3 separate regions of the Homo sapiens genome follow, and all the other regions are linked to region 3. Evidence: chromatin contacts called from ENCODE Hi-C or POLR2A ChIA-PET data. All regions are on one chromosome and are shown on one strand. Each heading gives the region's core, a stretch centred on a gene start or an enhancer-like site at or near the end of the contact. The rest is flanking DNA. Distances are from core to core; before and after follow the strand shown. Region 1 overlaps METTL16 (methyltransferase 16, RNA N6-adenosine). Region 2 has its middle 34 kb from the start of METTL16. Region 3 holds the start of METTL16 (methyltransferase 16, RNA N6-adenosine).

Evidence for each region. Hi-C counts contacts between places; a loop is a spot of excess contacts on that map. ChIA-PET counts read pairs that join two places held with the same protein, here RNA polymerase II (POLR2A). Pooled maps may share reads with other maps.
Region 1: a map of IMR-90 shows a loop between it and region 3 (5-fold over the local background). The contact joins the enhancer-like site here to the promoter of METTL16 in region 3. A Hi-C loop is called at or near these places in 2 of 168 maps with a recorded cell type or tissue (Caco-2 and IMR-90) and 9 of 50 pooled maps. POLR2A ChIA-PET finds 5 or more read pairs at or near these places in 13 of 52 experiments (A549, A673, AG04450 and 9 more).
Region 2: a loop to region 3 is called in a pooled map, with 2.2 times the contacts of the local background. The contact joins the enhancer-like site here to the promoter of METTL16 in region 3. A Hi-C loop is called at or near these places in 2 of 50 pooled maps. POLR2A ChIA-PET finds 5 or more read pairs at or near these places in 14 of 52 experiments (A549, GM10248, GM12878 and 11 more).

Annotation. Positions count from the first base shown.
Region 1 is chr17:2,457,786-2,460,833 of GRCh38, reverse strand. All of the region lies in intron 6 of METTL16 (methyltransferase 16, RNA N6-adenosine), which reads left to right. Among named protein-coding and RNA genes, the nearest start is that of METTL16, 53 kb to the left of the region's middle. Within about 2 kb of position 1,418, at least 7 of the 41 ENCODE cell types and tissues checked have a DNase peak (open chromatin) inside an H3K27ac peak, as active enhancers do; they include HCT116, where a contact is called at or near this core.
Region 2 is chr17:2,544,390-2,547,491 of GRCh38, reverse strand. No RefSeq gene overlaps it. Among named protein-coding and RNA genes, the nearest start is that of METTL16, 34 kb to the right of the region's middle. Within about 2 kb of position 1,836, at least 5 of the 41 ENCODE cell types and tissues checked have a DNase peak (open chromatin) inside an H3K27ac peak, as active enhancers do; they include OCI-LY7, where a contact is called at or near this core.
Region 3 is chr17:2,509,806-2,513,193 of GRCh38, reverse strand. METTL16 (methyltransferase 16, RNA N6-adenosine) reads left to right here and starts at 1,306. Exons shown (of 10, transcript NM_024086.4): 1 at 1,306-1,435. RefSeq lists enhancers at 1,106-1,155, 1,226-1,435.

The DNA of each region.
Region 1 (3,048 bases), core at 169-2,668, 52 kb after region 3:
GGCTCACTGCAACCTCTGCCTCCCAGGTTCAAGTGATTCTCCTGCCTCAGCCTCCCGAGTAGCTGGGATTACAGGCATGTGCCACCACACCAAGCTAATTTTGTATTTTTAGTAGAGATGGGGTTTCTCCGTGTTGGTCAGGCTGGTCTTGAACTCCCGACCTCAGGTGATCCACCCGCCTTGGCCTCCCAAAGTGCTGGGATTACAGGCGTGAGCCACCGCGCCCAACCCTCATTATGGCTTTTGAGGGAACTAGAGCCAGCCAGGAAAATGGGGAACTGTAGGTGGCTCTACTAGGCTACAATAATAATGGGGTTGTTTTTAGGAGGCTTTTAAACAGTAAATTTCTGTTATTTCCAAAGTACCATTTGAACTACAAAAATATGTTTGAATAGAACACCATTCTAAGGGGTAGAAATGGACTCAGTATGTTCCTAGTCTGCTTATACTTGGCTCTGTGGCAGCCTGCAAATTGAATGAAGGGTGTAAATTTGCTAGGAAGGATAAAATGCAAGAGCCCATCCCAGCTCTGGAGAGCTGGCCATTTTGTGCTTGGTCTCATATATGGGAAACACTGCCCTTTAGGATTTATTTAAAACAGGGTGCAACTTTCTTCTCTGTGAGGACTCAAGCAGTTTGAGAGTTTAGATGAAAGAAAGGAAGAAATGAAGTGATTTTTACTGAGAAGAAACTAGAACAGTGTTTTGTGAAAGGGTGTTGCTTGCAAGTATTGTTTTCACTCACATCCTACCATGATGACTTACATTTGTACAACTACCAGTTCGTGTCCCCATGCATGTATATATACACATATATACACATACGTTTTCTGAGATGGAGTTTTTGCTCTTGTTGCCCAGGCTGGAGTGCAATGGTGTGATCTCAGCTCACTGCAACCCCCGCTTCCTGGATTCAAGCGATTATCCTGCCTCCGCCTCGAGAGTAGCTGGGATTACAGGCATGTGCCACCATGCCTGGCTAATTTTGTATTTTTAGTAGAGACAGGATTTCTCCATGTTGGTCAGGCTGGTCTCGAACTCCTGACCTCAGGTGATCCGCCTGCCTCGGCCTCCCAAAGTGCTGGGATGAAAGGCATGAGCCACTGCGCCCGGCCCCCATGCATATTTTTATAGTTGACATCATAATGTTTATACAACCGTGTGACTCACATTTCAGAATGCTCTGAAAATTGTGTATTTTGAAGCTCTAAAAAATAAGAGATTATAAACAAGTGCCTTAACCCTACCATCTGTTTCTTATCCCTGTAGAATGTTTTTCTCCTTGTCCCTGAAGAAATACAGGAACTAAGCAGAATTTGCAGCATTATGGGGTGAAATAAGTTAAATGTGTTGGACTGACCTCAGGATGGCGCTTGTGATGCCTCGCCTCCCCTGGGAGGTTCATGTCTCACCTCTGTCATGCTCAGCAGCAGTTAACAGTTTTGTTTTGTATCTTAAGGAATTTTGCAGCTGGAAAGACCTTGAGAGGTAAAGTTATCCAACCTCTTGGTTTACAGACTGGAAATTAGAACTCAGATATCCTCATTCTAGTCCAGTGGTCTTTCCACCACCCCTTGCAGCCTCTGCAGCTCTAAGCTGCAGTTGGACTCTGTGAAGAGCCTTTCTGTCGTTGATGAGGATTTACAAGTGCTTGTCACCCTTACTTTGGCTTTTTGTGCCTGTGGCTTGAGCTTACTTAATAGCTTTTTTTTCTCAAGTGACTCACCCAGTCCGGGCACAATGGCTCACACCTGTAATCCCAACACTTTGGGAGGCTGAGTTGGTGGATCACTTGAGCCCAGGAGTTCAAGACCAGCCTGGGCCACATGGCGACACCCCTTCCCTACAAATAATACAAAAATTAGCTGGATGTGGTGGCACATGCCTTTAGTCCCAGCTACTCGGGAGGCTGAGGTAGGAGGATCGCTTGAGCCCAGGAGGTCGAGGCTACAGTAAGCCGAGATTGTACCACTGCACTCCAGCTTGAGTGACAGAGTGAGACCCTATCTCAAAAAAGAAAAAAAAAAAAGGGACTCACCCATCTAACCTTCTAGATAAATTACCAGACTTTATCAAACTCCTCATGGCCTGAATTGTGTGTGAGTGTGTGTGTATGTGTGTGTGTGTCAGAGTCTTGCTCTGTCACCCAGGCTGCAGTGAGGTGGAGTGATCTTGTCTCACTGCAACCTCTGCCTCCCAAGTTCAAGTGATTCTCCCACGTCAGCCTCCCTAGTTGCTGGGATTTCAAATGTGTACCCCCACACTCAGCTGATTTTTGTATTTTTATTAGAGTCAGGGTTTCACCATGTTGCCCAGGCTGGTCTGGAACTCTTGAGCTCAAATGATCTGCCCCCCTTGGCCTCACAAAGTGCTGGGATTACAGGTGTGAGTCACCACACCCTGGCCCTGAATTTTTTTTTTTTTTAATTTATTCTCCACACCATAATTTTGTATGTTTTGGATTCTCTCTTGTCATTGGTTACCAGTTCTATAACTGATGCCCTTTATGGCAATGATTTTAGGCTTTTCTTAGGAACCAGAGATCTGTATTCTACAAAGCACCAGCGTGTCCCCTGCCAGATGATGGATACTGCTTGGATTTGGATATAATCCACCTATTTTGGGATGGGTAATAAATTTAATAATCTGGGCCTAGGCCAGGCACAGTGGCCCATACCTATAATCCTAGCACTTTGGGAGGCTGAGGTAGGACGATCAGTTGAGCTCAGGAGATTGAGACCAGCCTGGGCAACATAGCAAGACCCCATCTCTACAAAAAATTTAAAAATTAGCTGGGTATGGTTGCACGTGCCTGTGGTCCCAGCTACCCAGTAGGCCAAGGTGGAAGAATTGCTTGAGCCTGGGAGGTTGAGGCTGCCATGAGCTGTGTTTATGCCGCTGCACTCCAGCCTGGGTGACAGAGCAAGAGCCCGTCTCAAAAATTGGTAATAATCTGGGCCTTTTGAATGTGATTCTTTGGTTTGAAATTTTGATTTATCATTGGTAAAATGGAATGATAGTAGCTATCTCATAAAGTGGTTATAGAATT
Region 2 (3,102 bases), core at 587-3,086, 34 kb before region 3:
TGAAGGGACATGATAGCATATCCCTGGAGACAGCCAAGAAGGGCAGGGATAGCCGTTTATCTCGGACTGCTGGGATATTTACCAACCTAGAAGCCAGGGGCAGAATACTATGATTCACTGTCATTTTCTGCTCTAAGATTTGGCAATTGTCCAGTCTCAGTAATCCAGATGAGCCAATTATTCAACAGCTATCTTTCAGAATTTCTTTTTTTTTTGAGACGGAGTTTCACTCTTATTGCCCAAGCTGGAGTGCAGTGGTGCAATCTCGGCTCTCTGCAACCTCCGCCTCCCGGGTTCAAGCGATTCTCCTGCCTCAGCCTCTCCAGTAGCTGGGATTATAGGTGTGCGCCACCATGCCTGGCTAATTTTTTGTATTTTTAGTAGAAACGGGGTTTCACCATGTTAGCCAGGCTGTCTTGAACTCCAGACCTCAGGTGATCCGCCCGCCTTGGCCTTCGAAAGTGCTGGGATTACAGGCGTGAGCTACTGCGCCCGGTCTCTTTCAGAATTTCAAACTGTCTACAAAGAAGACAGTCCTGATTTTATTTTTATTTTTTGGAGACAGTGTCTCATTCTGTCACCCAGGGTGGAGTGCAGTGGTGTGACCATAGCTCACCGTACCCTTGAACTCCTGGGCTCAAGTCATCCTCCTGCCTCAGCCTCCTGAATACCTGCGACCACACGTGTACACCGCTGCATGTGGCTAATTTTTTTTTTTTTTTTTTTTTCTGAGACGGAGTCTCGCTCTGTCGCCCAGGCTGGAGTGCAGTGGCGCTATCTCGGCTCATTGCAAGCTCCACCTCCCGGGTTCATGCCCTTCTCCCGCCTCAGCCTCCCGAGTAGCTGGGACTACAGGCGCCCGCCACCACGCCCAGCTAATTTTGTTTTTGTATTTTTAGTAGAGACAGGTTTCACCGTGTTAGCCAGGATGGTCTTGATCTCCTGATCTCGTGATCCGCCTGCCTCAGCCTCCCAAAGTGCTGGGATTACAGAAGTGAGCCACCATGCCCAGCCTATTTTATTTTATTTTTGAGACGGAGTCTCGCCCTGTTGCCCAGGCTGGAGTGCAATGGCATGATTTCGGCTAAGTGCAACCTACACCTCCAGGTTCAAATGATTCTCCTGCCTCAGCCTCCCAAGTAGCTGGGATTACAGGCGCCCACGACCACGCCCAGTTAATTTTTGTATTTTTAGTAGAGACGAGGTTTCACCGTGTTGGCCAGGCTGGTCTCAAACTCCTGACCTTGTGATCTGCCTGCCTCAGACTCCCAAAGTGCTGGGATTACAGATGTGAGCCACTGCGCCCGGCCTAATTTTTGTATTTTTAGTTCGAGATGGGGTTTCACCAAGTTGGCCAGGCTGGTCTCAAACTCCTCGCCTCAAGTAATCCACCCGCCTTGGCCTCTCAAAGTCCTGGGATTATAGGCGTAAGCCACCGCGCCGGCCAGGACAGATGATCTCTAATGGCAAAGCTCTGAGATCGTGTTTGAGCTCATGATCCAAAGTCACCAAGAAGGTGTCAGCTCTAATGTTTTTCTGGGGGAGTAAATCAGAAGGGAAAGTGAATGCTCTCAGTTAAAGAAGGGGCTTGCTCCTGAGATCTTTGGGCGCTTCCTGTATTCATGGGAGTCTTCCTGTCCATTTGTTTCCTTCTTGCTCTCAAACTTAAGGCTTCAGGGCAGGAACTGGCACATGTGAGACCCAAAGCCATTCTCATGATCAGGACCTTGAATTCTGCTGAGTCCTGCCGCGGTTAGAGTCCAAGGGTTGAAGACCAGCCTTTCCCAGCGGCTGATCAGGGCCTTTTACCGGCCCAGCCCAAGCGACTACTTGGCAGTGGACTTTGTGTAATCTATTGTTAGTTGCCCCAGAAGTGCCACTTTGGCTGACACCCTCATCCACACCAGGCCCCACAGCCCACAGGGCCTGTGACCTCTGAGTCTGTCTGTCGTCAAGGGCAACTCTCCTAGAGGATTTTCCAGGCTGAGCCACTTAAGAGAGGTGTCACGAGGGCAAGCCTCACTTCTGAAAAGAATGTTGACTAGGGAAGCCTGATGGGAAGAGAAGAGGGGCATGTGGGAAGAAGCAGAGGCAATGAGTGGGGGAGGAGAGTGAGGAATTCTGGAGTTACCCAAAAGGAAGAAAAAGGCTTGAACTTACGAAATGAAACAAAGCATGGCTTCCAAGAAATCTAGTTTGGCCCAGGAAGATCCTTAAGTGAAAAATAGATTAAAATGTGGTTGGGCGCGGTGGCTCACGCCTGTCATCCCAGCACTTTGGGAGGCCGAGGTGGGCGGATCACCTGAGGTGGAGAATTCAAGACCAGCCTGGCCAACATGATGAAACCCCCATCTCTTCTAAAAATACAAAAAAATTAGCCAGACACGGTGACATGCACCTGTAATCCCAGCTACTCTGGAGGCTGAGGCAGGAGAATCTCTTGAACCCAGAAGGTGGAGGTTGCAGTGAGATGAGATCGTGCCACTGCACTCAGTCTGGGCGATAGAGCTTCGTCTCAAAATAAATAAATAAACAAAAAAAGATTAAAATGTACAGAATGTCACATCATGTTGTACACAATAAGTACATACAATTTGTTATTTGTTTTGCTTTTTATCTTTTTATTTCTTCAAAGTGGTTTTTTGTTTTGTTTTGTTTTGTTTTGTTTTTAGACAGAGTCTTGCTCTGTCGCCCAGACTGGAGTGCAGTGGCAAGATCTCAGCTCACCGCAACCTCCGTCTGCTGGGTTCAAGTGATTTTCCTGCCTCAGCCTCCTGAGTAGCTAGGACAACAGGCACATACCACCACTCCCAGCTAATTTTTGTATTTTTAGTAGAGACGGGGTTTCACCATATTGGCCAGGCTGGTCTCGAACTCCTGACCTCATGATCTGCCCGCCTCAGCCTCCCAAAGTGCTGGGATTACAGCTGTGAGCCACCACGCCCGGCCTTGTCATAATTTTTAATGACTGTAAGATATTTGATTATGTGAATGTACTATACATATATATGTATATGTGTGTGTGTGTGTATACACATATATGTATATATAGTAGGAGTTTTGCTCTTATTGCCCGGGCTGGAGTGCAATGGCACGATCTCG
Region 3 (3,388 bases), core at 57-2,556:
AAAAATACAAAAAATTAGCTGGGCATGGTGGCGGGCGCCTGTAATCTCAGCTACTCAGCTACTTGGGAGGCTGAGGCAAGAAAATCGCTTGAACCCAGGAGGCAGAGGTTGCATGCAGTGAGCCGAGATGGCGCCATTGCACTCCAGCCTGGGCAATAAGAAACTCCATCTCGGGGGAAAAAAAAAATGTCATCCTACTCTGCTAGACAAATTACATGGAAAGGCCACGTGGACAGGGAGAGAACTTGGACTACAGGGAGAGAGACCCAGTTCTTTCAGCGGAACCAGCCCCCACTTGTTGCTATGACCACTGGCAAGACCAGCAGAACGGGTGGGCTAATCCCAGCCCAGATTGCAGAACTGTGAGCAAGTAAAATGGTGGTTGTTTTAAGTCTTACGTTTTGGGGCGGTTTGTTACACAACAGATTATGAAAACACCTCCTCAGCTTTCCTTGGGTGACTACTGGTACTCACTTGTGTATAAGTCTCCATTCCTTAATCCTTACTATCTCCCAATTTTATGGTAATAGTTTGCCAGAAGCGTTCACATTAACGACGAGGACGTAGGCAGGCCCCCCCTTTTTTTTTTTTTTTTGAGACAGAGTCTTGCTCTTTCGCTCAGGCTGGAGTGCAGTGGTGCGATCTTGGCTCACTGCAACCTCCGCTTCCCGGATTCAAGCGATTCTCCTGCCTCAGCCTCCCGAGTAGCTGGGATTACAGGCGCCCGCCACCACGCCCGGCTAATTTTTGTATTTTTAGTAGAGACGGGGTTTCACCATGTTGTCCAGGCTGGTCTTGAACTCCTGACCTCAGGTGATCTGCCCGCCTCAGCCTCCCAAAGTGCTGGGATTACAAGCGTGAGCCGCCGCGTCCGGCCGGATCCTCAGTTCTTTCGCTGTAAACGAGAGTACTCTTCCCCAACCCACAGGCTTATATCTCTTACAATTCAGTGAGTGAGACATCGGCTGAGGACACACCTGTTGCACAAAAAGGGCTCACTGCACGCCATCACACCCAAGTCTCGTACCCTCATCTTCATAACCTGCCCAATCCCAGTGAGTGTGAGAGGTAAGTCTGCAGCAGGGCCCGGAAAACTTGTTTCTTTTTCTTTTAAATAAGTTTTCTCGCGAATTCGAACGCATGTCCTCCTCCTGCCATACCTCAAAGGACTCCGCTCGTCACCACGCCCCCGCGCCTTCTGTTAGGAGCAGCAAACCCCAGGTGTCGCGAGGGTTTCTTCTTTCTTCAAGATCAGCCACAGGTCGCGCGAGAGGGATGTGTCCAATCACGAGGCTAGATGGCTTCACAAGATGGCGGCGCGCTGGGAGCGTATCATCTGCGTTTCTAGGAGCTTCGCTATGCGGCTGCTTTAAGATTCTAGGGTTGTACAGGCCCACGCCAGACACGACGTCTGGCAGGAACCTCGGCCTCAGAGGTGGGTCACTTATATCTCTCACGCAGATTTACTATCATGGGTCACTTAACCCGTGGATCACACGGGTTCCTCATTCTTGAGTTTTGGGCTAGTGAGGTGCCGACTTCGGGGTCTAGGAGGGGAGACCTGATGTGGCTGTGTGTGCGCACGCGGGGGTGTTGAGAGTGGATGAGTGGGAGGAGTTGGCGAATAGAATAGAGACTAGGACTGAAGTAGGAAAGACTCCCCGGTGTTTAGGAGGTTTAGAGAGATCCAAAACTGAGGCGGGAAGACAAACTGAGCTGATAAAATGAGGGCATGGAAAGAACGGCAGTGGCAGGACTAGTGGGAAACGTCGGATTTATGAGAGAAGGCGAAGAGAGAAGATGTAGATTGGTGTGGAAGTGGGAGGGATCTGTGCAGAAAGAATTTGAAGTTCTGAAATTGGAATTTAGACTGTTTTACAGGCTGTGTATCAAGAGAGTGGTAGTTGAAGAGGGTTAATGGTCAAGAGGAACCAAGGAAACAGAAGCATGGAGATGAGAAAGAAAAAAAAAAAAAGGGAAAGCCTCATTCTCAGGGTTCTACTATTAACTGTGGCTTTCTGGACTGACTCAAGTAACCGGGAAGAAAAGTTCCAGTCCATGGGCTGAGCTTTTTTTGAAACTCAGTGAGGGTGCTTTGTGTCGGTGGTCCAGACAGGGAAGAGTTCTATCGTGGTTTCAATCAACAAATACTTGAGTGCCTACTCTCTTAGGCCCTATTTTAGGCGTTGGGATATGCGGTGAACAAGACAGACAAAATATTTACCCTCTTGAAACTTACTGACGGGAGATTTTTTAAAGTAAGTAAAATATATGGAATGCCAGATGGGTAAATTCTGTGTAGAAAATTGAAGCTAGAGCCTGGGTAGCAAAGCCAGACTCCCTTTCTACAAAAAATGAAGTAAATTAACCAGGTGCAGTGCTCTGTACCTGTAGTCCCAGCTGCTTGGGAGGCTCAGGCGGGAGGATTGCTTGATCTCAGGAGTTGGAGGCTGCAGGGAGCTATGATTCCATCATTGCACTCTGGGCAACAGAATGGAAGACCTTGTCTCAACAAGAAGAAAAAAAAAAGAATTGATGCCCAGTTAAACTCTGAAGAATAGGTTATATTTAGCTAAGAACTCATTGCCTATATTGGGAGGTTAGTTAGAAAAGAAGTGGTTGTATTTACTCATTCTGTATCTGTTCTGACCAGAAAAGTTGAATAATGTAGGAAATGAATCGAATCTGCCATGTCTGTAATTTAATTTGTTTCACATATATTCAGAGTATTATGTTGTGTGTGCACTGATGTCAGCTATGTAGTCTGTAGAATTTTCCTTAATGTGTGGCAGAGCCCTAACATGCCACTGTCTCTTGAAGTCACTGTTAGGATATGGTGACTAAAGTCAGCAACAATGTATATTTCAAAATAGCTAGGAGAGGGCTTGAAATGTTACCAATACATAGATATAAAAAATACTCAAAGTGGTGAATACCCCATATACTCTGACTTGATCAGCACACATTCTATGCGTGGAACAAATACCGCATAAATGTCACATGTCCCCCATAAATTGGGAAAATATTTTCCATCAGTTTAAAGAAATTACTCTTAGTTTACTTTTTTTTGTTGCTTGCCAGAATCACAAGAAAGAACATTTTCTTTTTCTTTTTTTTTTTTGAGACAGTTTCACTGTCACCAAGGCTGGAGTGCAGTAGCACGATCTTGGCTCACTGCAACCTCCACCTCCTGGGTTCAAGTGATTCTCCTGCCTCAGCCTCCCGAGTAGCTGGGATTACAGGCACCCACCACCACGCCCAGCTAATTTTTTTTTTTTTTTTGAGACGGAGTGTTGCTCTGTCACCAGGCTGGAGTGCAGTGGCGTGATCTTGGCTCACTGCAACTTCGGCCTCCTGAATTCAAGTGATTCTCCTGCCTCAGCCTCCC